Regions from separate parts of the Homo sapiens genome. Here region 1 is linked to region 2. The links are chromatin contacts, found by Hi-C in ENCODE. All regions are on one chromosome and are shown on one strand. Each heading gives the region's core, a stretch centred on a gene start or an enhancer-like site at or near the end of the contact. The rest is flanking DNA. Distances are from core to core; before and after follow the strand shown.

Region 1 (4,322 bases), core at 421-2,920, 3.1 Mb after region 2:
TGCCGCTCACGCCGCGGAGGGGAAATGTCGGCCATGTTGATAGCAGCGCCGCCGCCGCCGCCGCCGCCGCCGCTGCCGGGCCGGGCCGGGAGGGGACGGCGGTGGCCCCGCGACTCCGCGCCGCGCTAGGACGCTGCCGAGCGGGGGAGGGGGTGGGAGCCCGCAGGGAAGAGACCTCAGCGGCTGGGAGCGCAGCGGGTGGGGGAGGGGAGCATAATGAAGGGTGAATGGGGGGGCGGGGAGGGCGAGCGAGGAAGGAACAGGGAAGGGAAGGGAGGAAAGGGGGAGGGCGAGGGCTGTTACCTTGATAGCATAGGGCGGCTCTTCGAAAGTGACCAGCATATACCTGTCTCCTCTGCTGGCAGGGTCCCGGGCACGGAGCTGCGGGACGGGAGGAGGAACAGGGCGGGCGACAGGGAAGCACAGAGGCGAGGTTACGAGGCGGAGAAGGGGCGCCCAGCGGCCCCGCCGCCCCCACAGTACCGCACACGCAGCGGCCACCCCTCCACGCCGTCCCCCACACACAGATCGCTCCCCACACACCGCCCGGGGCCGGAGCCCGGGCCCCGGCCGAACCCGGCTCGCAGCGCCCGCCCGCCCGCGCGGTGGGGGAGGGGGTCCCCGAGCCCGGCAGCTCCCGCAGTCAGGTCCCCGACACCCCCGCCCCGGCCGCCCTCCCCCACCCTGCCGCCCGCGGGCCGCCGGGCCGGGGTCGCCGCCCGGGCTCGGTCAGTCGGTACCTTCATGAAGGTCTCTACCGCGCCTTTGGCCGTGTCCAGGTAGGTGGTGCCCAGATGGCTGCGCTGGTTCATAGAGGCAGACGTGTCTATCAGGAACAGTAAGATGGGCATAGTGCTGGCCGGGGACACCGGGGCCCGAGGTGGTGGAGAAAGAGGAGATGGTAGAGGTGGAGGCGCCGGTGGCGGCGACCGCCGCTACGCGGGGCGGGGGAGCACGGCCCCCGGGAGGAAAACACTGTCTGGGTCTTTCCTCCGGCTGCGGGGAGTTTCTCCCCCGATAGTTGAGAGGAAACTCCCCAGACCCAGTGCTCCCCGTCGTACCCCCGCCTCCGCCTCCTCCTGCCTGCCTGCCCGCTGGGGCGGGCGCCCAGCCGTCTGTCTGTCGGTTCGTCCCCCCCGCCTCGGGGGTCCCGTCCCCGCTCCCGGCCCCTGTGTGTGTCCCAGCGGGAGACGGGCCTGGCTCCCCACCCCACCCCCGGTACAGGAGTGGGGACCTGGGAGCTGGCGAAGAGGGGAGTGGGCTGAGGGAAGATTGGCCCTGGGGCTGTTGGGAGAAGTTTCAGGGACTCCCTCCGCACCCCGGCGGTGTCACCACTTTCTCAGCCCCTCTCGCTACTGAAGCGCTTTTCTCTCTCACACTCCGGTTTTAACTCGGGCAGGGGCTGCGGAGGCTCCGCCCCTGACACGTCCCCGAGCCACGTGATACACCGCCTCGCCGTTCTACTGGTCAGGCCCTATCCTTTCATTAGCATATTTAAACAGCTCAGGGGCGGGGGAAGCTTGTAGGCCGGCTCCGGGGACAGTTATTGAGCACGCGCAGAGGCGGGGCGTCGGGTGCGCGCGAGCGGGCGGGCGGGCCGACCCGGAGGCGGGCTTCGGGAAGGGGCGGGGCCGGACTGCGGAAGGACCGCGAGGTGGGGGCGGGGGCCGCGTCCGCGCGCGCGGGGCGGCCGCGGCGGTGAGCCTGCGCGTCAGGGCCGCCGGCCTCTCCTTGGCTGTTGGAGGTGATAGGGGTCGAGGGGAGGGAAAAAGGGGCTGGCGTCAGCCGCCCCTGTGAGGTGGCCGTAGCGTGGACGAGTAAGAAGGGTTGAGTAAAGTGGACAAACACCTGGTTAGGAGAAGAGGGCAGGCCCGCAGCCGCCCTCCGGAGGAGGACTCGGGGCCTCGCGGGCGCCGGAGGAGGTTCCTGGGCCTCGGAGGGCCGCCCCGGCGCGCCGCCCCGGCGCGAGCGGGCGCGGGCGGGGGAGGGGAAGTGAGAGGTTGTTTATGACCGGGGACTAATCTCCTCCGCGAGTCCCAGCGCTCCCTCTGGGGAGTGCGGTTGAGGGGCTGTCCTCGCACGGAGCCTCGCTCGGCCTCGGGGGAGCCACGAGAGGTGGGAGTTGGACCCGCAGCGGGCCAGGAGCCCTGTCATTGGAGGACCCGCCAAAAAGGAAGCAAACCCTCTTTTTCTTTATCCAACCCCAAATAGCTAGGGCCTAGGGGGAAGACTCACATATCGATAAATGGTTTGTTGCCCGTTTTATTCTCTGGGAAATACAACTGATCTTACCAAAGAAATAACCTGTCTCTTGCCGTGTTTACTTAGAGCCATAGAATACCTGTTTCAGAGCTGAAGGGGACCTGAGCCCATGATAATCCATTACCTCGTGAGAAAGCGGAAAAACTGACTTCAGCTTGCCCAGATGGCGCAGAGAATGGGTTTCCCGTAACCCCGCCTGTGTCTTTCCTTCAGCCTCGTCCCAAATGCCGTGGGAGGGAAGGCACTCTCTGTCAAGCTGCTGTCACCTTACCTGAAGTAAGGAGTCCACGCCTGCATGTCCGAGGAAAACAGTTTTCTCAAACACATTAGTTGAAAAACTGAAGACGCTGCCTAAAATACAAGCTGAGTTAGAGACAGCCCTTGTAAGACTAGGTAGGTATTTACAGGGCCTCTCCCACTAGCTTTGTTTTTCCAGAGTTTGTTCTTTATCCGGAAATTCTTAATTTGCCTACTGATCATTTAAAGAAAGGGTTCTATTAACATTGACACAGAAGAGACACTTTGTGGCACTTTTTAAAAATCTGAGTCTCGTGACTTGGTATAACTTCTGAAACTTACTGTTAATTTATAGCAGAGCTATTTGAGTAATATGCTCTTCTATGAGTATGAACAATAGAAGAAGTGTGATTTTTAAAGTGATTTGGACTACAAAATAAGAGCATGGAATATAGGCTTTACAGCCAGTACTTGCTGAGGATGTACTGTGTATTAGGTGTGGTGCATATAAAAAATAAATAAAATGTGGTCCCTGTCTTCAAAGAGCTTATGTTTTCTAGGAAAATGCTACATATTACTAGCTACTCCAAGGCAGAAAGTTGTTAGACACCAAATCAGAAAAAATAAAAATGTATTACCTTGGGGTGATGCAGGAACATTTTCCAAGGTTTCAGCTTTGCCTTAGTGTTTCTTAAACGGATCATAGATCTGAAGATAAGAATCAGAGTTCTATGGCAAAATACGAGTTATTTTACCAGTTATAAAGATGAAATTTGTCTTTCAACTTGATCATTTGCATAATTTTATACAATTGCTCTTTAGTTCTTTATATTTGTGCTTTTCAAACTGGTCTGTGGACCCCAGCCTACTGAAAACATTCTCTAGGATCATAAGAATTTATTTTAGGAGTCTGTTCATTATTCAGTTTTAAGAAACACTGTCTTAAAGGACTGGTAGGATTTGGATATGGGTAAAGGAAGGGGAAGCTGCTAGTGAAAAGATCTTCCCGACATTGAAAATGTGAAGAAAGGAAGTTAAGACAGCATTGCTGAGGGCTTCCTGAGGAACAGTGAAGTTCAGCTAGGTTGGAGCAACAGGTGCATGTAGAATAGTACAAGATCTAGAAACACAGGTGAGATCTAGACAGTAGAGGGCCTTTATTCCAATCTATGGAGGTTTTTTTTCCCCTATAAATTGGAGATTTATTTTTCAATTGCGTTGCTAAGTAGAAGCAATGTTTGAAAGAAATCAAACTAGACTACTGAAGATTAACATGCGTTCACAATGACCTTACCTATTATTACAGTTATTCGAAATCATTTTTCAGTGGAGCCATTGTCACAGGATCCTTGGAGTGTCACTTTTCCAGCTGGAAAAATGGCACCTCTGCCCGAATTTTGGTCGGGCTCATTCTGCCCACCAGTCCCAGCAGGCTGCACTCTGCTCATACTACGGCCTGGATCCCACACCTGCCAAGTGCAAGCCAGGTGCGGAGCAGCGAGGGGTGTGTGAGCGAGCAAGCATGGGGTCCGGCCACTGTATACAGCCCGGCATGCCAGCTGCAGGAGGGCGGGCAGCTCTAGGGGCTGGCCCCTTGCAAGGCTGTGGCTGGTCCAGGTGTACTGCAAGCAGCTTCCACAGCTGGCACCAGGGAATGCAGTGGCACCTGGAAGCTTGGAGATGCCAGGAGCTGCAGAGCCCCAAAGAGGTTGTCACAGGGAGCTCCTAGGTCTAGGCTTCCTAAAGGGCCACAGCTCTTCTCTCCTCTCTTCCCCCTTCTCTTTCCTTTCTTCTTCTCTTCTTCTCTCTTCTCTTGTTGTGTT
Region 2 (4,441 bases), core at 32-2,531:
GTTCAGATGGGCAATAACAGTGTCTGCCAAAGAGAAAAAAAAATGTATTCAAACTAGATAATCTATTGGTACAAATACCGAGACACAGAAGTGATAACAGCTTTAAGCCAATGTTTGATGGTGGTAGTCCCAGCAAGCTCTTTTCTGATGTCTTTGTGCCTTTGCACATGCTCCTTCTCTGTCACTGTTTTCTTCATCAAACATAATATAATGGACAAGTGGAATCAAATAGAATTGAGTTCAAATTCTCTGCTACCCATCGGCCCTGGTATTGGACAAATTAACTCCTCTGAGCCTGTTTCCTCATCTGCAACGTAGACTAGCTAATACTACCCATTGGAAAGCGTTGTTTCTTAGCTAATGCATGCAAGGCTTAAAACCTAGATGACGGGTTGATAGGTGCAGCAAACCTCCATGGCATACGTATGCCTATGTAACAAACCTACACGTTCTGCACTTGTATCCCGGAACTTAAAGTAAAAAAAAAAAAAAAAAAAGAAAAGAAAGAAAGAAAAAGAAAAAAAAGGCTGTTTCTGGGGATTAAATAAGACAATTATGTAAGGTGGCCAGCACAGTTCCTGGTACATAGTAAATGTCAGGCCTGCCTGACAGACTTCTATTCAGCAGCTACTGCTCCCCTGAAAATCTTCCTCAGACGTTTCCACGGTGCTTCCCGTTCTTACACCACTACAATCCTTTATTACACTACTATCCGTTCATTCCCCACAGCTCCCTCCCTTCCTTTCCCTAACCAGTGATCCCAAAAGGCCAGCAAGTGTCTAACATTTTCTATCTTCTAAGTGACTGGTAAAGTTCCGCACCTATCAGCGCTCCAAGTTTGTTTTTGTTTTGGCCGACTTTGCAAAACGGATTGGGCGGGATGAGAGGTGGGGGGCGCCGCCCAAGGAGGGAGAGTGGCGCTCCCGCCGAGGGTGCACTAGCCAGATATTCCCTGCGGGGCCCGAGAGTCTTCCCTATCAGACCCCGGGATAGGGATGAGGCCCACAGTCACCCACCAGACTCTTTGTATAGCCCCGTTAAGTGCACCCCGGCCTGGAGGGGGTGGTTCTGGGTAGAAGCACGTCCGGGCCGCGCCGGATGCCTCCTGGAAGGCGCCTGGACCCACGCCAGGTTTCCCAGTTTAATTCCTCATGACTTAGCGTCCCAGCCCGCGCACCGACCAGCGCCCCAGTTCCCCACAGACGCCGGCGGGCCCGGGAGCCTCGCGGACGTGACGCCGCGGGCGGAAGTGACGTTTTCCCGCGGTTGGACGCGGCGCTCAGTTGCCGGGCGGGGGAGGGCGCGTCCGGTTTTTCTCAGGGGACGTTGAAATTATTTTTGTAACGGGAGTCGGGAGAGGACGGGGCGTGCCCCGACGTGCGCGCGCGTCGTCCTCCCCGGCGCTCCTCCACAGCTCGCTGGCTCCCGCCGCGGAAAGGCGTCATGCCGCCCAAAACCCCCCGAAAAACGGCCGCCACCGCCGCCGCTGCCGCCGCGGAACCCCCGGCACCGCCGCCGCCGCCCCCTCCTGAGGAGGACCCAGAGCAGGACAGCGGCCCGGAGGACCTGCCTCTCGTCAGGTGAGCGAGCAGAGCCGCCGTCGCCTCACGCGGGAAGGGCGCCCCGGGTGTGCGTAGGGCGGGCGCCAAGGCGGCTCGGCGGGGATCCGTCCTCGCCAGGGGCCGGGTCCCGGCGGGAGGAGGCGCCCTCCCTGCCCCCCGCCACGGCGGAGCGTCTGCAGAATGGTGACAGGATTCTGGGTTCTTGGGCGAGGGGTCTCGGCTTCAACTTGACAGGTGTCGGGCGGGTGGGGCTAGGGTCCTGAGCGAAGTGACAGGTGCAGTTCCCTCTTGTGAGGCTCGGAGGCAGAGGGTCGTTGCGAGCGTCCATCAGACGCAAAAAATGAAAAATAAAAATACAAAAATGGTGTCTGTGGGAGAGTTTTTCACCGGAGAATTGGAGTACTCCGGTGGTCGTCTGACTTTCTGTTTTGGTTCACGCGATGCAACAGTTGGGAAGTATTTTCTTCCGGGCGTGCACTGCATCTGAAGTCCATTTGTGGGAGAGGCCGACCAGAAAGCCTTGGACAAGAAGCGCAGGGTCCTGAGTGTCCATTGCCCACAGGATACTCGGCTCAGGAGCTTTGCGGCGTTTCCTTAGAACAATAATGCATCGAGGCCTTGGGGACTCAAAGCCATCTGTAGTGATTGATGGAGCGTAACTCTTTAGAGGAACTGAAACATGGGCAAAACTTTCATGAGACATTTACCAGAAGTGCTTGAAAGTTTCTAAACTTTTTTTTTTCCTGTTTGATGAACTCTTCTTGCGTGTTAGTCGGCTTCGGCTTGTCTCATTATTTCTTCCATTTTGCCTTTTGACTTTGAACCAGCAAGGATCTTGGTGTCCCCTCTTTTTGCCTTTGTTTTTGGCACAAAATTAGTGGTTCTGTGCGCAAATGGAAATTTTCGTTTTCCCTTATTAAGTGGAATCTAAATTTAAGCAAGTCCATACGAATGCACTAGATCTTGAAGGGAAGTATTTATTGTATTACAACATCTTACTTTTCTTGATTTTTCTACTTTATGGTTAAATAGCTATGATTGAAAGAGTGTAATTGTCATTATTGTCAGCACTGGTTCTACTTTGAGACAAGTTCATTGCAGAGGGAATGGGACTTGTTTCTGTTTTTCACTATTTTCTCTCCCATTCTTGTCTATCACCAAATCCTTTCACCCTCACCCATTTCTTTCCACTCGGTATACACTAACAATTCACGGCAGAAAAGATTGAAGTGGGATTTAGGAAATGGCCCCTGGAAGGCTATTAAAAATTTATATATTTAAATGGACTGTCTTATAGGTCAGTTAAAAACCATATTCGTTAAAAAACCAAAATAACAACAACAAAAAATTAAAAACCACGTCTGGGGCATGTTCTGGGAAAAGACATGGCTTTAGTTTCTGATTAAATTCTGATGTATCCAATTCTTGCAAATTTCCCTTGGGAAAATGCAGTAATGGCTACTCTAAAGAATTCCATGTTATGCACACAGCTTTGGAAGCATACTCTAATGTAGGGTAACCAGGAATATTGACGTTGTGGCCACTGCTTGGAAAAAAGAGGACTGTTTCTTTCATTTTTTAACTCATTTTATATATTTTAAGTAATGGAACTATAAAAAATTCTCTTATAAGTCAAAACCATACAAGATACAGTCTGTTCTTGATTATCCATACCCACAAAGGGTTTCATTAACATAGACAGTTGAACTCTATAAATTAACCAGCAAGGGTAGAACCGCTGCCGTGCAGTCTGATACTGAGCATCTTGCCTGGAGATGGAATCAAGGCTCAGTCCAACTGCACCTCCAGTGACAGATTCCATTCCTGATTTGAGAGTTTAGATCTTATTTCTGTTGCCTTATCTCTGGCCTAAGTAATGTAGCTGGAAGGGAAACTGTCACTAGGAACAGCATACCACATTCATTGTTGAAATAATCAAAGGTTAATCATGTTTCGAGCTGGGTGTGATGGCGCGTACCTGTAGTCCATGCTACTCAGGAGGCTGAGGCAGGAGGATCACATGAGCTTGGGAGTTGGAGGCCAGCCTGGGCAACAAAGCAAGACCCCAGTCTTTAAAAAAACAAAAAAGCTGACCAGGCATGTTGGCTCACGCCTGTAATGCCAGCACTTTGGGAGGCCAAGATGGGAAGATTGCTTGAGGCCAGGAGTTTGAGAGGAGCCTGGGCAACAAAACAAGACCCTGTCTCTAAAACAAATTTTAAAAAATTAGCCAGTGGCTGTGGCACACCTGTAGGCTCATCTACTCAGGAGGCTGAGGTGGGAGGATCCCTTGAGCCCAGGAGTTTGAGACTGCAGTGAGCCATGATTTCACCACTGCACCCCAGCCTGGATGACAGAGTGAAACCCTATTTCAAAACAAGAAAAAAAAACAAAAACTAATTATGTTTTGAAGGAGGAATTGGCAGTCTAGAATAGTGGTCAAGGGCATGGATTATAGAGTTAGACTGTTGGGCTCACATAGTGGTTTACCTCTTACCGGCTGAGACCTCAGGTAAGTTCTTTAACTTCTCCAATTTGACAGACATCTGTAAATGTCTACTTTTACAGATGAGAATACTTATCTAAAAGGGCTGATGTCGGGATTCAGTGAAACCATATGTTTAAGGTACTTTCTACAGGATCATAGTAAATACTCAAAAATTATTAATTATTCTTCATACTATTCTTATTAGTAGATAACACATAGAAATTAGATGAATGAAAATGAATTAGCCAACAAGAATTTATTAAATGCTTGTCTTTGTTAAGGGGAAAGGACAAAAATAAGCAGTCGCATCATGTAAGATGTGCTAGTAGGTAGAGAGATATATGAAACATTGATAAGAGAAGACTACAGTTTAACAAAGTCACTGGCGTTG

The links. Hi-C counts contacts between places; a loop is a spot of excess contacts on that map. Pooled maps may share reads with other maps.
Region 1: a loop to region 2 is called in a map of CD8-positive, alpha-beta T cell, with 6 times the contacts of the local background. The contact joins the promoter of INTS6-AS1 here to the promoter of RB1 in region 2. A Hi-C loop is called at or near these places in 2 of 168 maps with a recorded cell type or tissue (CD8-positive, alpha-beta T cell and naive thymus-derived CD4-positive, alpha-beta T cell) and 8 of 50 pooled maps.

The regions. Positions count from the first base shown.
Region 1 is chr13:51,451,675-51,455,996 of GRCh38, forward strand. INTS6-AS1 (INTS6 antisense RNA 1) reads left to right here and starts at 1,671. Exons shown (of 2, transcript NR_103812.1): 1 at 1,671-1,744; 2 at 2,329-3,042. INTS6 (integrator complex subunit 6) reads right to left here and starts at 1,362. Exons shown (of 18, transcript NM_012141.3): 1 at 741-1,362; 2 at 304-381. The coding sequence starts at 851. RefSeq lists silencers at 388-507, 518-787, 1,028-1,287, 1,518-1,717, 1,808-2,127 and 2 more and an enhancer at 1,348-1,397.
Region 2 is chr13:48,302,470-48,306,910 of GRCh38, forward strand. It overlaps RB1 (RB transcriptional corepressor 1), which reads left to right and starts at 1,282. Exons shown (of 27, transcript NM_000321.3): 1 at 1,282-1,580. The coding sequence starts at 1,444. It overlaps RB1-DT (RB1 divergent transcript), which reads right to left and starts at 1,233. Exons shown (of 3, transcript NR_046414.2): 1 at 822-1,233; 2 at 1-23. RefSeq lists enhancers at 410-1,135, 1,136-1,859, 1,934-1,983, 2,224-2,293 and a silencer at 1,434-1,723.